2 separate regions of the Homo sapiens genome follow, and region 1 is linked to region 2. Evidence: read pairs that join two places in POLR2A ChIA-PET (ENCODE). Cell type or tissue: PC-9. All regions are shown on one strand. Links, peaks and the distances in the headings refer to the core of each region. The heading gives the core; the rest is flanking DNA.

Region 1 (7,601 bases), core at 2,602-7,601, 520 kb after region 2:
AAATAGAGGGATGCAGAGGACTAGGGGAGCTGGTCTCACTCAGCTCAGGGGAGGCCCTGTGGAGTCTTGGAGGATGTGGAAGACTCAGCCAGGAAAGAAAGAGGGAAAGGACATCCAGGAGGCCTGGCATGAGAAAGGCCCAGAGGCGTGGGGCAGAGGGCGGCCCGGGCTCTGGAGGGTGCAGTCAGCTCTGAGATGGCACCTGGGCTTGGTACTGAAAGCAGTAGGCGCCATGCAGGGGCTTCAAGCTAGGGGGCCACAAAGGGTCCACTGGTATTTTAGAAACCTGCAGGGGCACTTAGAAGCTTGGGATCAGAGTGACGAAGGTGAGCAAACAAGAGCAGCTTGGTGAGGCCGGGTGAAGTGACTCGCGCCTGTAATCCCAGCACTTTGAGAGGCAGAGGCGGGTGGATCACCTGAGGTCAGGAGTTCGAGACTAGCCTGGCCAACATGGCAAAACCGTCTCTACTAAAAATACAAAAATTAGTCTGGCGTGGTGATGGGTGCCTGTAATCCCAGCTACTCAGGAGACTAAGGCAGGAGAATCCCTTGAACCCAGAAAGCAAAGGTTGCAGTGAGCCGAGGTTATACCACTTCAGCCTGGGCAACAGAGCAATACTCCATCTCAAAAAAAAACCCAACAACAACAACAACAAAAACTAGCTCCATGACAAGGGCTCAAGCTGAGACTACAAACTGGGATGGGGTTCCTCAAACTCCGAAACCCACCATGGCCCTCTAAGCGGAATGGAGCCCCCAAACCCTCACTGTCCTCTACTACCCTCCACCTGATGTCTCCCCCTGGCCTTCCTCTCCAGTGGAGGTGCCTCTGCTTCCCCTTCACTCCTGAGTCGAGGGCTGACTGCTCCGTTCGACAAGCTCTCACCCAGCCAGGTCCCCTCGCAGGTTAGGGCCGTCTCAGCACTGAAAGCAGCTGCCCTCCACTCCACTGCCCTGCCTGCTCTGGAACTATTTCAGGGCTTGCAATGATCTGTCTTCCTACTTGTCTGTGAACGTCCAAAGGCAAAGAGCGGGTCTTCTTCCTCACCGTGGTTCCCAGCACCAGCCACAATGCCTGGCACAGCCTAGGAGTTGAAGTAAGTACTAGCTGAGCGAGACCAAAAGCCTGGGGGTAGACCAGGAACTGCAGGCTTGCTCTGGGCCTTGCACTTCCTGTGCACCTGTGCATCCAGCAGGTGCACAACAAATCTGTGTAGACCCATTGAAGATAAAGGTGGCAGGGAAGGTAGGAATAGATGGAGAATAGAAACCACGAGAAGCCCCGATAACTGTAAACATTTATTGAACACCTTCTGTACTGTGTTTTTTCACTTTGTGATTTCTTACTCCAATTTGATGATGTAGGCACTAACCTTCCACGTCTTACAAATGAGCAAATTATGGCTCAGAGAGGTGAAGTGACTTGCCCAAGGACACCCAGCTAATATAGGACAGTGGAGGTCTCTACACCTAGGTCAGGGGAAGGAAGAAGAGTTGGCGTGGGTGAGGGGGAGCCTTACCGGGAGAGCCTAGGAGAATGTGCACCAGGTCCTCATAGAGGATGAGCGTGGCCGGCCGCTCAGGGAGCAGGTAGAGGCTGACAGACGCATACACTGCGGGAGGGATGGCCGGTCAGCTCCAGGAAAACCCACCCCCTACCCCCCAGCCAGGCACCCCCTCCATCTGAGTCCCAGAGGCTTCACCCTCCCTCAGCCCCCTCTGTGTACCCCAGCCCAGGCAGCAGCTGCTGGAAAGCCTCCCCCTCCACCCCCAAGGAGACTATTTTGGGAAGGGGCTGATGGAGGGTCAGCTGCTGTCCCCCCCCTCCACCTGCCCCTGCACTCACAGGGCAGCTTGTCAACACGCCAGGGCACAGAGTTGGTGAGGAAGCCAGGGCGGGCAGCAGTGACCAGCACCCAGGTGCCCAAGCGATAACTGAGGGGCAGGGTGGCCACACCCTCTGAGTCTGTGGTGCCAGCTGCCAGCAGAGTCCGGTTCCCAAACACATCCACTGAGGCCCGGGCCAGGGGCACCAGCTCCCCGCTCACATACACCTGCACCTTGATCAGGATCTCTGTGGGCAAGATGGGGCAAAGGGAGTGAGGACGAGGGAGGGGGAAAGAGAACTGGGGGGAGCCCCAAGATCAGAGGAAGGAGCTGTGTTTGAGAGAGTCTTTTGGGCTGAGGCTAGAGAAGGCATGATTTAAGACCCAGCATTCACAGAGCACTCACTGAAACCTCCTATCAGCCCATGCCGGAGGTGGGACTATTCCTGTATTTCATCGTCTAACACATGCGCTGTGTCACATTTTCACAATTCTAAACTCGGGCTATGCCTATGATTGATGATGCCATCGTTATAACTGGCAGCATTTCTTCCTTTCTTACTGGTACCTGAAATCATGGTGCATCTTACAGTCAGTGGTGTATTGGATTTGATAATATATGCTCTTAGTCCATTTTACAGATAAGGAAACTGAGGCTTAGAGAGTTTAGATACTTGGACTACAGCTAAGTGGAGATCTGGGATCCAGACCTGGCAGTCTGCCTCTAGAAGCGACATTCTTAACCCCGGGCCTGGGGAGAGGAGAAGGACAGGAGGGCTGAGAAAGGCTAAGTAAAGCTGGGTCCGCAGGCGGAGAGGAGAAGGGTCAAGATTCAGCAGTTTGAAAGGGAGGATGGAGGCTAGGGCAGAGTTTGGGGTCTTGGGAAAAAATTGACAGGGGACACTAGGAAACTGGTCATTCCCATCATTCATCCTTTTCCCAGAATCCTTTGCACAAGCCTGTTTCCCTTCAGATTTAGGGACTCACCCCAACCCCATGCCCAAACAAATTACTTCTGCCTCCTCCCCCTCACATGAACCGCCTGCCCCCTCCCAGCTGGTCAGCTACAGTCAGTCACCATGGCAACGCCCTCATTCCTCCCAGGAGATCAGGCAGGGAGCTGGGGCCCTGGTAAGGGAAAGGAGATCTAGGGGGGAGCAACCCAGGCCCAAGAGAACTATTGTGGAGGGGGCTGGGGAGGGAAGCCCAAGTCTTTTGCTTTCCAGGGATGCCTCTGCCCACAGCCCGTGGAGAATCTGGCCAGGCCATCAGGCAGGCGTCCTGCCCTCAGATGGCGTGATGGGAAGGAACCAAGCCTTGAGTTGTTCCCATGGATTCTCCAGGCAGTCTCTCTGATCCAGGGCACCCCTTCCCATCAGCACAGCCCCTCCCTCAAGAACACACTTCGCCCCTACCTTCCTGCTAACAAGGTGTGTCATGCATGTATGGACACCTCAGTGGGGGGCCCAGGAGACAGGTGGGAAGTGGGCTGAGTGCTGGATGCAAATCTAGTGGGGGTTGGGTATGGAAGGAAGAGTCTGGAGCTGAGAGCAGCAGGGCCTGGGGAGGTCAGGGTGCTGTGGAGACTTCAAGGAGAGGGAAGGCCTTAGAGTGGAGCCTGACACTCAGCAGTGACAGGTGTCTTAGCTCAGGCTCCCAATCCGCAGCCAGCGCCACGCCTGCCCTAGGCATCCCATCCAGCTGTTCCCCTGAGCCCACCTCCCCTCCCAGGCCAGAGCCCAACCCTGCAGGGTGGGTGCACACTCCACTCACTCTCGCTCTCTGCTCCTCCAGGAAGCTGGCACCCCTTTACTGTTTTTTTGCACATTTGATGTGATTTAATTCTTACTTCAATTTGATGATGTAGGCACTATCCTTCCATGTCTTACAAATGAACAAATTATGGCTCAGAGAGGTTAAGTGGCATGGGGTGGGGGGAGGTAGAGCCTAGGAGGACGTGTGCAAGGTCCTCATCCATCCCCCTGCCAACACCCATTAGGAATTCGGAGAAGCTAGAAGGTCCTGGCTACTCCCACCTCCATCCCGGGCTTAGGAACAGCTGGATAGAGCAGCTGGGGAGAGGGATCCCGAGTCTGAGATATGGTCATTTGAGGGAATGCCTTGGGTTCAAGAGTCAGAGTTTCAGAAGAGGGAGGGGGCTGGGGAAACAAAACTGGGGTGGGCTGGTAAGGATCTGTGCCAACCTTGCGGGTGGGGGAGAAGGGAGGGGGCAGGTGCCTAGCAGATTCCCTTCCCCCTTTCCCTCAACCTGGGCTCCCCGCCAGCTGCCCCAGAGAACCCCCAATCCTGGCTCTATTCCAGCCAATTCCCTGGGCCCCTTCCCCTGAGGTGCAGGGACTTGAGGGGAGGGGCGTCCTAAGAAACTAGGGCTTCTTCCTACTAAGAAAAGCCTGATCTCCTCCCCGAGAGAGCTGGGGGAGACTGAGGCAGAGGGTGAACCCTACCCATTCCTCGAAGCCTGACATTCCATATAGTATCCACCTCTCCCGGCTCTAGGCCTGCCTCAGTCCAGGAGGAAATCCGACCCCCTCCCTTCATCCGGACCCCACTTCCCTCATCCAGACCCCCCCACTCTGCTTTTCCTGCCAGCTCCTTAGTGTGGGGGGTGAGGAGTGAATACTGCTTCAGGCAGGGATGGGGCCCACAGGCAGGAGAGGGAGAGCAGGACCCGGGAGGTGGACTCAGGACTGGAGTGGGCGGAGGCCCCCAAGCGTCCAGGCCTGCCTGTGGGATGTGTTGTCAGGGTCTTGCTCCCCCACCCTTTCCTGCTGCAGGAGCCGGCCCCACCCCCACCTCACACACCCACCTGCGCCCGGTGAGTCGCTGGGAAGGGTCTCCTCCACTGCGAAGATGTGAGATGAGGAGGGGGTGATATGGGGGCGGGCAGGGGACAGGAATGCCAGGAGGCCTGCTGAATGGGGGGGGACCCAGGCACCTGCCCTCCCAGCCGGCACTGCCCACAGCCAGCTAGCTCAGCATGGCTCCACGACCACAAGCCTGCCATGCTCCCTCAGCTGGGAATCACAATGTACCCCCTTTTCTTAGAGGCCCACAACTGCGGCTCGTCCTCCATCATAGGCTCACAAGCATTTATTTGGTGCACCCCAAACTCTAAACCAGGGGGGCTGGCTGGGAGCTGTCAGGCTCCAGGGCAAAGAACCCCATTAGAGCAGTCAATCCCGCCCACAGCCTCACCCACTCCCCCTTCTCCCCTCCCCCCTTCAAACCCAGCTCCAGGCTCCCAGCCTCCGGTCCCGGCCTAGGGTGGCAGCGGATGCCGGCGCCCCCACCCCGCCAGGGTCGGGAGCGAGCAACCCGCAGGGGGCTGCGGAGCAGGCGCCCGCCCCAGCCCGCCCCTGGGCGGGTGTCTTCGGTAGACAATGGCTCAGGCAGCAGCGCCTCGCGGACCAGGAGGGAGAAAAACAAATAGGGAGAGGGCGGCGGCGCAGATCCTGGGGACCCTCGCACTACCCATTGTGTCTCCCCAAGACCCCCGCCCCGGACGGCCTCCCTCTCCCCGCCTCCACTTTCCCCCAGAAGCGCCAACCCCAGATCGCTTAGCTCCCCCCACCCGAATCCAGGGAACAGAATACCACTCAATTCACGAACGCCGCGAAGAGGGGGCTGACGGGCGGGAGCCTGATCAGGGGGCGCAGGCCCGCGATCGCGGCCCCTCCCGGCTGAGACTCACCCTGCGGGCTGGGGGGCTCCGGCGGCGACTTGCCGGGAGCCCGGGAGGCGCTGCCGAGCAGCAGCCCCAGCAGCGGCAACAGCCGCGCGAGGACGCTGGGGCCACTCGCCGGCGGCATCGCGGGGCTAGGCCGGGCCCTAGCGGTCCATGGCTCCCGCCTGGTCCCGCTCGCCCGGCCCCGCGCAGCCCCAGCTCTGCGCCGCGCCTCGCAGCTCCGGCTCCCGCTCCCGCTGCGGCGCCCGCTCAGCGCGATTGTCTCCGACCGGAGCCGCCGCAAGCGCCCCCTGCAGGCGGCGCGCCACACCGCTGGCCCTCCGGCACCGCCCCCTCCCGGCCCCGCTCCGCCCGCCGCCCCCCGGTACTGCCCACCTTCAGCCCACCCCGCAGCCCCCGCGCTCTGCGCTCCCAGACTCTGCGCTGCAAAGGAGTGTCGGGATTAGGGTCCCATCACCCGGGTTCTTGGGTTTCGAGAGTCCCCAAAATTTGGTGCAAAATTTGTGTGTGTGTAGGTGGGGAGTGGATATTGCCTACAACACTCTCAAGGGGTACGGTCATGAAAGTCTCAGAAAACTGTAAGAACTCCCTGCTCGATGGCCCCCTTCTCCCGGTAGAACACCTAGGCAGTGCTGGGGTGATAGCAGGGAAGGCCCCCTAGACCCCCCTAAGTCTCTCTTTTTTTTTTTTTTGAGACAGATTTTTTTTTTTCAGAGACAAGTGAACATTTATTTTTGGGCCTTTCTTCCTATTTCAAGTCTTTTTCAAAACAAGGCCCCAAGAATCTCCAAATTCAATTATGTCCCTGGGCTTGGCCGACTGGTGCAGGAGTCTTAGGGAGCCTTGTACAAATGCTAGAGTTACTCACTTACCGACATTAAACTAAAACGCTGGAATTTTTCCTTGGAAACTGGACTGTGATTAGAGGTGCTTGCCATGAACATAAGCTACTGTTTCTTCTCCTTCTTTTTTTTTTTTTTTTTTTTTTTGAGAGAGAGTCTTGCTCTGTTGCCCAGGCTGGAGTGCAGTGGCGTGATCTTGGCTCACTGCAACCTCTGCCTCCCGGGTTCAAGTGATTCTCCTGCCTCAGCCTCCCAAGTAGCTGGGACTACAGGTGCACGCCACCATGCCCGGCTAATTTTTGTATTTTTAGTAGAGACAGCGTTTCACTATGTTGGCCAGGCTGGTCTCGAACTCCTGATCTCAAGTGATCTACCCGCCTCGGCCTCCCAAAGTGCTGGGATTACAGGCGTGAGCTTCTGTCTTTTCTTTGACCCTTCCTTTCCAGTTTTTGAAGATAAAGCTGGAAATAATCTTCTCTGAAGATACTTGATAAAAATTCCCAAAAAAACAAAAACACATGCTTCTACTACCCATGCTTCCACTTCATTAATAAAAATTTACTGCAGTTTGGCACCTGGGTCTAGTTCAGCTGGCGGATGAGCTGACTGATGCGTTCACCCTGATAGCCAGGTGTGCCCATCTCCTTGAGGAAGCCCACTGTATTTTTGGTAGCATGACGGGCCACTGAGAGGTAGAAAGGGCGTAACAACCATGAGACCTCCTGGAAATGCTTCCCTGGGACGGCAATTTCATGACTGAGGTCTTCCAAGCAAACGACACCAAACTTCCCCAGGTGCTTCTCAATCACTGTGTTGTCTGTCAGAGGAATGGTCTTATTCCTTATTCCTGACCTTGGCTTGTCCATGTTTCAAAATGAGTTCCTGGACAGACTTCAGATTTGGAAATCCCCAGGTCACATAAGGTTCCACCATACGCAGCATTTTTAGGTTCTGGGGGGTGACTTTTACAAAGACACCACTAAAAATTTTCTTTAGGCAAAGTCTTACAATGGTTCTCTGCACCAGTAAACTCACGCCATCAATTCTTTCGATGTGTACAACAAAGGCCAAGGAATGTTTATCTGGCAATTCCAAGGCATGATGTTTCACTTCTAGTTGTCTGAGATGCACTTTGTCACATTTCTGCCATCAGGAATCATGTAGGAATGATTCCAGTTGCTTAAACCTGAGCCCTTTTCCTTTCCTCTGCTCTTTCTTTGACAAAAG
Region 2 (10,714 bases), core at 2,211-7,210:
TTAAACCCCGTCTCTACTAAAAATACCAAAAATTAGCCGGGTGTGGTGGCGGAGGTTGCAGGGAGTGGAGATCGCGCCACTGCACTCCAGCCTGGGCCACAGGGTGAGGCTCCGTCTCAAAACAAAACAAAACAAAACAAAACAAAACAAAACAAAACAAAACACTATTAAGAAAATAGGACCAGGGACCAGGTGCAGTGGCCCACACCTGTAATCCCTTCAAGCACTTTAAGAGTTCAAGGCGGGTGAATGGCTTGAGCCCAGGAGTTCGAGACCAGCCTGGGCAACACGGCAAAACCCAGTCGGTATCTACTAAAATTACAAAAACTAGCCAGGCATGTTGGCTTGTGCCAGTAGTCCCAGCTGCTCAGGAGACTGAGGCAGGAGGATCACTTGAGCCTGGGAAGCAGAGGTTACAGTGAGCCATGATTGTGACACTGCACTCCAGGCTGGGTGACAGAGTAAGACCCTGTCTCAAAAAAAAAAAAAGAAAAGAAAAGAAAAAAGAAAGAAAAGGAAAGGAAAAGAAAAGAGGCAAGCCACAGACTGGGAGACTAGGAAGAAATATATCTGACAAAGAGATTGTATTCAGAATAAAGAACTCCTGTAACTCAATAAAAAGACAAACCACCCAATCAAAAAACAGGCAAAAGATATGAACATGCACTTCACAAAAGAAGATATACAAATAACCAATAAGCATATGAGAAAGCACTCATCCAACATCATTTGTCATCAGGGAAATGCAAATTAAAACCTGTCATAGTCAGTTCCTGCTGCTATAACAAAATACCACAGTAATTTATAAGAAGTAATAGTAATTTATTGCTTACAGTTCTAGAGGCCGGAAAGTCCAAGATCAAGGGGCCAGCTGGTTCAGTGTCTGGTGAGGGCCTGTTCCTCACTGATGGCACTGGATAGGTATCCTCACATGGTGGAAGAGAAAGACAGGCATAGGCCAGGCGCGGTGGCTCACGCCTGTAATCCCAGCACCTTGGGAGGCTGAGGCAGGTGGATCACAAGGTCAAGAGATCAAGACCATCCTGGCCAGCATGGCAAAACCCCGTCTCTACTAAAAATACAAAAAAATAGCCAGGCGTGGTGGCAGGCACCTGTAGTCCCAGCTACTTGGGAGGCTGAGGCAGGAGAATGGCGTGAACCCGGAAGGCAGAGCTTGCAGTGAGCTGAGATCGCGCCACTGCACTCCAGCCTGGGCGACAGAGCGAGACTCCATCTCAAAAAAAAAAAAAGAAAGAAAGAAAGACGGGCATAAAGGGATGAACGCTGTGTCCTCATGTGGCAGTAGGGGCCAAAGGGACTAGGGTGCTCCCTTCAAGTTCTCTTATAAGGGCATTAATCCCATTCAAGTGTCCATCAAGAAGTGAATGGATAAATATTCATTCACTTGTGGTATATCCATACAATGGCATATTTACTCACCAATAAAAAGAAACAAATTACAAGAAAGAAATGATGAAAAAATTTAAGATGGCAGAGTATACAATTGATATTAAAAATTTATGACTTTCCGGCCAGGCACGGTGGCTCACGCCTGTAATCCCAGCACTTTGGGAGGCCGAGGCGGGCAGATCACAAGGTCAGGAGATCGAGACCATCCTGGCCAACATAGTGAAACTCCGTCTCTACTAAAAATACAAAAATTAGCTGGGCTTGGTGGCACGTGCCTGTAATCCCAGCTACTCAGGAGGCTGAGGCAGGAGAATAGCTTGAACCAGGGAGTCAGAGGTTGCAGTGAGCCGAGATCGCACCACTGCACTCCAGCCTGGTGACAGAGCGAGACTCTGTCTTAAAAACAAACAAACAAACAAAAAAAACATTATGACTTTCCTGTGGACAAAAATAATTATTAAGTATAATGAAAGAAAAAATCCAAACTAAGATATCAAGAAAGATTAAATACCAATTTATAAACTTAATAGGAAAAATGAAAGACCTATTGATATTTGGGAGAAAAAAACTTTAAAATTCTAGTGAAGGACATAAAAGATAAAATGTACCTCAAATGGCTAGGGAAAGAACAGTTCAATAGTGCAATTATATTAATTCATTCTGAAATAATCTTTATACCCAATGCAATTCCAATTAAAATATAAGAAGTATTTTTCACAGAGAATTTATTAAATGCTACCACAATTCATCAGGAAAAATAAACATTGGTGAATAATAGGAAAGTTCTGGGAAAAAAAGAGTTATGGGACCAAGGGAGGTGGGATTTAAAAATATGAAAACAATTTTTAAAGTTTAGTACTGAGGCTATAGTCCCAGGACTCTGGGAGGCCGAAGCAGGTAGATCACTTGAGCCCAGGAGTTCAAGAACAGCCTGGGCAACATGGCAAAACCCCATCTCTACAAAAAATGCAAAAATTATCTGGGTGTAGTGGTGCTCACCTGTAGTCCCAGATGCTCAGGAGGCTGAAGCAGAATTGCCTGAACCCAGGAGTTCGAGGCTGCAGTGAGCCATGACCACACCACTGCACTCAAGTCTGGGTGACACAGCAAGACCCTGTCTCAAAAAAAATGAATTAATAAAGTTTAGTACTAAAGAGGCAATCAACAGCTAGACAAATAGAACAGAATTGAAAGAACAGAAATAGTCCTCATGTATACTGTCTTTTAATATTTGAGAAAGGTGACATTTAAGTGGAAGGAGAGGAATTTTTTTTTTTTTTTAATGTGGGGACAGGCCAGGTGCAGTGGCTCACACCTGTAATCGCAGCAGTTTGGGAGGCTGAGGCGGGAGGATCTCTTGAGCCCAGGAATTCAAGACCAGCTTGGGCAACATAGCAAGACCTGTCTCTACTAAAAATAAAAAAATTAAAAAAAATTGATGCATGTGCAAGTAGACCCAGCTACTCAGGAGGCTGAGGTGGGAGGATTGCTTGAGCTCAGCAGATAGAGGTTGCAGTGAGCCGTGATCATGCCACTGCACTCCAGCTCGGGCATCAGAGCAAGACCCTGTCTCAAAATAAAATAAGGTATGGCGACAATTACAATAGCTACTCTTTATGGGAAAAAAAAAGAGAGAGGAAAAAAGGCTGGGCGCAGTGGTTCATGCCTGTAATCCCAGCACTTCGGTAGGTGGAGGCGGGCAGATCACCTGCCCTCCTCTGCAAGATTATAAAAATAAATTTACTGAGAAAATATTTTGATGTGAGAAGTGAGGTAGGGATACAGCTTTCTTTCGCTTTTGTTTTGAGACGGGGTCTTGCTCTGCGGCCAGGCGGGAGTGCAGTGGCGAGATCTCGTCTCACTGCAAGCTCCGCCTCCCGGGTTCAAGTGATTCTCCTGCCTCAGCCTCCTGAGTAGCTAGGATTACAGGCACCCGCCACCACACCCAGCTAATGTTGTTGTTGTTGTTGTTGTTGTTGTTGTTGTTGTTTGAGACGGAGTCTCGCTCTGTCACCCAGGCTGGAGTGCAGTGGTGCGATCTCGGCTCACTGCAAGCTCCGCCTCCCGGGTTCACGCCATTCTCCTGCCTCAGCCTCCCGAGTAGCTGGGACTACAGGTGCCTGCCACCACGCCAGGCTAATTTTTTGTATTTTTAGTAGAGACGGGATTTCACCGTGTTAGCCAGGATGGTCTCGATCTCTTGACCTCGTGATCCGCCCGCTTTGGCCTCCCAAAGTGCTGGGATTACAAGCATGAGCCACCGCGCCCGGCTGCAGTGAGGGAAACATTTCTAAGTAAATTCCAAATCCAAATCTATAAAGGAAAAGGTGGATATGTGTGATTTAAAAAAGGGTAAACATTTTTATAGGTAAAAATATTATTTGCAACATATGATATCATATGCAATATGATAAAGTTAAATTCCTCAATTTAAAAGAGTTTACATAAATGAGAAAAGATGAAAAAATTTTAAACGGTCAAAGAAAATAGTCTAATACAAAAAATACATAGCCAATAAACACAGAAAACTGATGCTAGATCTCCTGTTTAAAAAAAAAAAAAAAGGAAAAAAAATCCAAAAGATGCACAACCTCACTCATAATCGAAGAATTCTTAGCCAAAATAGGAGGCAATGTCCCTTGTTAAGACAAAAATGTTTAAGTCTGTTGACATCCAGTGCTATCAAGGATGTGGGGAAAAGACACATTTACACATTTGGAAGGAATATTATTTGGTGCAAACTTTCTGGGACACGATCTGGTAATATTTGTTAAAATATTATATGTACATGTCCTTTAGTCCAGAGGATATTTGGGCAAGCAGAATGGAAGAAAAGAGAAGCAGAGAGAGATGTTTAGGTGGATGAGAGCTTGGAGCAGGAGTGCTGGGAGAGGCTGCATCATAGGACAGGGCAGGTGCAGCCAGGGCGGAGTTGGCCCAGATGGCCGGAAGCTCAGGGCAGGAGTCGCCTCACCCAGCCAGGGCTCGGTCAAGGTGCTCGTTTAGAGCAGCTGCACAGGGAACAGGAAGATGAGCTCAATGCCAGAGGAATGAATGACTTTGGGTCCATCTGGACAGGGAGAAGAGACTTTACCAAGCATGCTCTGGAAAAAAAGAGAATGCCAACGATCCTTGAAGAGGTGACAGAGAGAATCTGCTTCAGGCTACAGGTGTGCATTGTCATTGCATTTGGCATTCAGCCCAGACACCATAGGGAACCAGAAATAATTCCAAGAGGAGCAATGGGCTAGTGCCCAGGCATGCAGCAAGAGGGCAAGTCAGAAGCGGGTGGAGAAAGGGCAGGCTCAGCTCCATTTACTTCTCAATGAGAAGGGAAATTACTGTACTGGGGTTTTGGGGTTTTTTTGTTTTGTTTTGTTTTTTGAGATTTCTGATAACTTTTCCTATTGTTTGTGGCTTTTGTTACCTATTTCTCTTATTTTTATTTTTGTTTTATTTTTTTGAGACAGAGTATTGCTCTGTCACCCAGGCTGGAATGCAATGGCACGATCTCAGCTCATTACAACCTCCGCCTCCCGGGTTCAAGCGATCCTCCAGCCTCAGCCTCCCAAGTTGCTGGGACTACAGGCATGCGCCACCATTCCCAGCCAGTCCTAGAATTCTTATGTTGTGCTTTTTTCAAATCTGCTGTCACTTTTTGTTCTTTCCAGTTCCCTGCCAAAAATGTCAAGCTTGACTTTTACCTCCTTGAGCACAGTAAGAATAGTTGTGTTAAGGCTGATCCTGCTATTTACAGTATATGGAGTCCCCACGGGTCTGTTTTGTTGTTTCTGCATATTCTTGCTTATTGAGTCTTCTCATAGATTTGGTTATCTTTGATTATATATTAGATGGTATTTGAAAAAACTACTTGTAAAAATGATCAGCTTAGGCTGATGCTATTTTCCTCCAGAAAGGATTTTTCACTAATATCTTTAAGGTACCCGAGGGTAGGGATGGGGAAGGTGCTGCCAGACAAGAGCCACTTTTAATTCAAGTTCAAAGCTTGAAGTTTCCTGGGACACCTAAATGACAGAAAGCTGGGTGGAAGTCCATGGTGGCCTGGTTTGTACAGCCTTTTGGGGTCCCAGCCTAATGTGACCAAAAATATGCCAGATTCCATTCCCTGCCCCCAGAGGGCCCTAGACTCCTAGTTCATCCTCTTCGCTGCTGCTTTGGAATCAGTAAATGCCCACAGGGAAAACAAGCACATACACTGAGCTTATCTTTCTGGCTTCCTGTCTACTTGCATGCAGACTTATGCCTGGGAACCCCCATGCTCTTTTTAGCTTTTCACTGCTTTTTTTTTTTTTTTAAGACAGTCTCGCTCTGTCACCCAGGCTGGAGTGCAGTGACATGCTCACGGCTGACTGCAGCCTCGACCCCTCAGGCTCAAGTGATCCTCCCACCTCAGCCTCCCCAGTATACTTTCTTTTTTCTTAATAAACTTTATATTTTGGAATAATTTTAGATTTACAGAAAAGTTGCAAAGATAGTACAGAGAGTTCCTGAACACCCTTTCCCCTGTTTTCTCTAATGTTAGCATCTTACATAATCATGATACATTTGTCAAAACTAAGACATGAACATTGGAATGTTATTATTAAGGAAATTCCAGACTTTATTAATCTTTCACTAGTTTTTCCACTAATATCCTTTCTCTGTTCTGGGATCCAGTCCAAGATAACACATTGCAGTTAGCCTTCAAAGTTTCTGAGAAGATTTGAAATTTACCTATCAGTAAACGTGGGCATTTACTGATTGAGCTCCTGAGGCATTACCAGTCTCCCATTACTGCCCTCCTCCATCATTTTCCCTGTCATTCCCCGAAGTAATTGGTTAACATAAAAAATTTGAAAGGGGCCGGGTGCGGTGGCTCACACCTGTAATCCCAGCACTTTGGGAGACCGAAGCAGGCAGATCATTTGAGGTCAGGAGTTTGAGACCAGCTTGGCCAACATGGTGAAACCCTGTCTCTACTAAAAATACCAGAAAATGAGCTGGGCATGGTGGCACGTGCCTGTAATTCCAGCTACTCAGGAGGCTGAGGCACGAGAATCGCTTGGACCCAGGAGGTGGAGGTTGCAGTGAGCCGAGATCGCGCCTGCTGTCTCAAAAAAAAAAAAAAAAAAAAAAAAAAATTGAAAGGGAGTTTTCAGATTTGTTTGATGGAGAAAGTTGAAAAATCGAGTTTGCAACCAGCTAGGGTAGGGAAGCTGCGAGGAGACTAGAGGATGAATGTATGACGGAAAACAAAAAGCATGGTGGTGGTCTACACTGTGCTACAGCAACTAGCAAACTGCAAGATCTCCGTGGCTAAACACAGAAAAGTCTATCTCTTGCTCATTCCAAGTCCGCCGCACGCTTGGTGGCTGTCCAGGGCAGCTGTCTTCCAAGTGGTAGCTCAGGAATCCAAATCTTCCTGTCTTGTGGCTCATTTGTCTTTGCCGGGGACACGTCTTCCCCACTCCTGATGTTTCCTTCCATGAGCAGAGAACCCCACTGGCACAAAACTCTTAGTCTCTCTCCACGCCTCTCTCTACGCCTCTCCACACCTCTCTCTACGCCTCTCCATGCCTCTCCACGCCTCTCTCCACGCCTCTCCACGCCTCTCTCCACGCCTCTCCACGCCTCTCTCTACGCCTCTCCACGCCTCTCCACGCCTCTCTCCACGCCTCTCCACGCCTCTCCACGCCTCTCCCCGCCTCTCTCCACGCCTCTCCACGCCTCTCTCTACGCCTCTCCACCCCTCTCTCCACGCCTCTCCACGCCTCTCTCCACGCCTCTCCACGCCTCTCTCCACGCCTCTCCACGCCTCTCTCCACGCCTCTCCACGCCTCTCCACGCCTCTCTCCACGCCTCTCCACGCCTCTCTCCACGCCTCTCCCCGCCTCTCTCCACGCCTCTCCACGCCTCTCTCCACGCCTCTCCACGCCTCTCTCCACGCCTCTCTCCACGCCTCTCCACGCCTCTCTCCACGCCTCTCCACGCCTCTCTCCACGCCTCTCCACGCCTCTCTCCACGCCTCTCCACGCCTCTCTCCACGCCTCTCCACGCCTCTCTCTACACCTCTCCACGCCTTTCTCCATGCCTCTGCTGATTTGATTGATGAATGTTGAAGGAGGAACAAGGCGTGTGTAACCCGGCTCTCTTCTTCCTTTTCTCTGGTGAGCTGGCCCACCTGCAAAAAGTGTGTGTTCTAAACTGATACACCACACCTCACCCTGAGTATTACGAGGATGGCCCAGCTCCACTGAGGAAAGAAGGACGCAGTTTTACCTGATTCTGGGGTTCAGCATTAGGTTCTGCCCACTGTCCTGTTTCCAAAACCGTGTTACTATGCCTGCATCAAGCTTATCCACCCGCGGCCCACGGGCTGCATGCAGCCAGGATGGCTTTAAATGAAGCCCCAAACAAACTCGTAAGCTTTCTTAAAACATTATGAGATTATTTTTTTAACTCATCAGCTATCACTGGTGTTACTGTATTTTATGTGTGGTCCAAGACAATTCTTCTTCTTGGCCCAGGGAAGCCAAAAGATGGAACACCCTGACCTACATAAACAATAAACATAACTTACACAAAAGTGCACTTATTTGTTCCACAGTTATTCATCATCTAAGACAGCAGTTCTCAACCCAGGGTATTTTTGCCTCTCAGTGGGATGTTTGACAATGCCTGGAGGCTTTTTTTTTTTTTTTTTTTTTGAGACAGAGTCTTGCTCTGTCACCCAGGCTGGAGTGCAGTGGCGTGATCTCAGCTGACTGCAAGCTCCACCTCCCGGGTTCACGCCATTCTCCTGCCTCAGCCTCCCGAGTAGCTGGGACTACAGGTGCCCGCCACCATGCCCAGCTAATTTTTTTGTATTTTATTTTTTTAGAGACGGGGTTTCACCGTGTTAGCCAGGATGGTCTCGATCTCCTGACCTTGTGATCCGCCCACCCCGGCCTCCCAAAGTGCTGGGATTACAGGCGTGAGCCACTGCGCCCGGCCTTTTTTTTTTTTTTTTTTTTTTTGAGACAAGGTCTCACTCCCATCACCCAGGCTGGCGTGCAGTGATGGGATCTCGACTCACTACAGCCTCGACCTCCCATGCTCAGGTGATTCTGTCACCTCAGCCTGTGTGTAGCTGGGACCACAGGTGCACACTGCCATGCTTGGCTAATTTTCTGTATTTTTTGCAGAGACGGGGTTTTGTCATGTTGCCCAGGCTGGTCTCAAACTCCTGGGCTCAAGTGATCCACTCACCTTGGCCTCCCAAAGTGCTGGGATTATAAGCATGAGCCACCTCACCCAGCCTGGAGACATTTTTGATTATCACAACTGGGAAGGGACTACTGGCATCTAGGGGGTACAGCTGGAGATGCTGCTAAACATCCTATAATTCACAGGACAGTCTCCCACAACAAAGAATTATCTAACTTAAAATGTCAACAGTACTGAGGTTGGGGAAACCTTGATCTAAGAGGAGCAAGTGACCCTCTTGGAGCAGCTGAAGTGATTTAGTCCAAGTCCAAACCGAGAGGAATTGGACCAGGGTGGCCATCGAAGACCAAGCAGCTCAGTCCCCTCATCCCTGCCACTGTACCTCTTGGGCACACAGAGGCCTTCCTGAGGATGTGATGAGGCTGTCACGAGCCCAGTGACCTGTCCAGGAGCCCTTGTGCCTCATTGCCTCTCCCAGGTGCAGTGATGGTGGGGCACCTCCCCATGCTTCTGGTGGGAAGCAGGACAAAAATATCCTCTCTTCTCAGATCCCCAGCCCACCACGGAGGTCTGTCTGTTGGCCCCATCTACCCCAGAGTGTGGCCTAAGGTGGAACTAGGTGCGAGGCTCATGCCAGCACCTCACTTTCACCCTTCTCCCCAGCCCTTGCTCCACTTCCCAGTCTGGTGAATCTGTTTCTAATGGAGTTCTTGAGCCAGCCTCCTGGGCTAGGTGTGGGGCTGGGAAATGGAGGGGAAGGACCTTCAAATATGCAGGAAGAGGGTAGGGATCCACTCAACATGCTCTTTATATAAATAAACATTTAATAACACCTCGCTTACTCTCCTAAAATGACAATCATAAATAATATGCCTTCACAAGCACTTACTTCTTTAAAATCACACTATAGTGCCTGAGCTATACTAGGGAGAAAAAATAAAAGGAAAGCAATTTATAACCAAATAACACATATTTCAATCTGTCAGTGCTCAGGTCCCATGACACTAGAAAGCATAATGAAGTGTCAGATGCTCGTCCTTGCATATAATAAATAAGTCTGAATTTAAGAAATGTAGAGGATCAGAAATTATTCTGTGTAAGGACAAAAATAAATAAATAGAAGAGCAAAGATATGCTATCAAATGCTAGAATAAGTATTACTTTAAGGCCGGGCATGGTGGCTCGTGCCTGTAATCCCAGCACTTTGGGAGGCCGACGTGGGAGGATCGCATGAAGCCAGGAGTTTGAGAAAAGCCTGACAACATAACAAGACCCTGTCTCTACTAAAAATAAAAAATTAGCCAGGCAACAGTGGTGCACGCCTGTAGTGCCAGCTACTTGGGAGGCTGAGGTGGGAGGATCACTTCAGCCTGGGAGTTTGAGGCTGCAGTGAGCTGTGATGGCGCCACTGCACTCCAGTTTGGGCAACAAGAGTGAGACCTGTCTCAAAAATAAGTAAATAAACAAATACTTTTTTTTCTTTTTTTAGATAGAATTTCACTCTTGTTGCCTAGGCTGGAGTGCAATGGTGTGATCTCAGCTCACCACAACCTCCACCTTCTGGGTTCAAGCGATTCTCCTGCCTCAGCCTCCCTGAGTAGCTGGGATTACAGGCATACACCACCATGCCTGGCTAATTTTATATTTTTAGTAGAGACTGGGTTTCTCCATGTTGGTCAGGCTGGTCTCAAACTCCCGACTTCAGGTGATCCACCCGCCTCAGCCTCCCAAAGTGCTGGGATGACAGGCGTGAGCCACCATGCTGGGCCATAAATATTTTTTAATCTGTGTTTTTTTAAAACTGCAAAAACAGATCACCTTTTGTAGTCTGTACATGTAAAAGAGAGTCAGGGGCTGAGATCATGGTAACAGTTTTCCCCACCGTGAACAGCTGGCCCTGCCCACTAAATGGCAGCAGTGCTTCGCAGTCATTGTGAAATTAAAACACTTCTCCCCACGTTACTAGACTCACACACACACAATCTTCCCTCCCAGAACCACTGAGTTAATGCTTCAGATATTAACCTGACAAGTCAGTAAAATTCCAACTGAACATTTGGAAGGATATATGCCAAAATATTAATGGTGCTTTTCTAAA

What was found. ChIA-PET counts read pairs that join two places held together with the same protein. Peaks named below come from ENCODE experiments on the same cell type or tissue, not always from the same donor. Only the 100,000 strongest peaks of a DNase experiment are listed, where the experiment ranks them.
Region 1: POLR2A ChIA-PET joins it to region 2 with 13 read pairs; 2 of 35 experiments call an interaction of 5 or more read pairs at or near these places.

What each region holds. Positions count from the first base shown.
Region 1 is chr17:44,358,059-44,365,659 of GRCh38, forward strand. It overlaps FAM171A2 (family with sequence similarity 171 member A2), which reads right to left and starts at 5,795. Exons shown (of 8, transcript NM_198475.3): 1 at 5,539-5,795; 2 at 1,847-2,074; 3 at 1,521-1,613. The coding sequence starts at 5,656. It also overlaps the pseudogene RPL7L1P5. RefSeq lists enhancers at 2,779-3,379, 3,380-3,979 and a silencer at 5,507-5,886. In PC-9, for the core only: CTCF peaks have their summits at 5,950 and 5,951; no DNase peak of the experiment used is centred there; H3K4me3 peaks cover 1,392 bases; H3K27me3 peaks cover 640 bases.
Region 2 is chr17:43,835,369-43,846,082 of GRCh38, forward strand. It overlaps LOC107984979 (a long non-coding RNA gene), which reads left to right. Exons shown (of 3, transcript XR_001753057.2): 2 at 4,489-4,580. Among named protein-coding and RNA genes, the nearest start is that of CD300LG, 6.4 kb to the right of the region's middle. In PC-9, for the core only: a CTCF peak has its summit at 5,421; DNase peaks (open chromatin) are centred at 4,553 and 5,623; H3K4me3 peaks cover 1,896 bases; H3K27ac peaks cover 3,827 bases.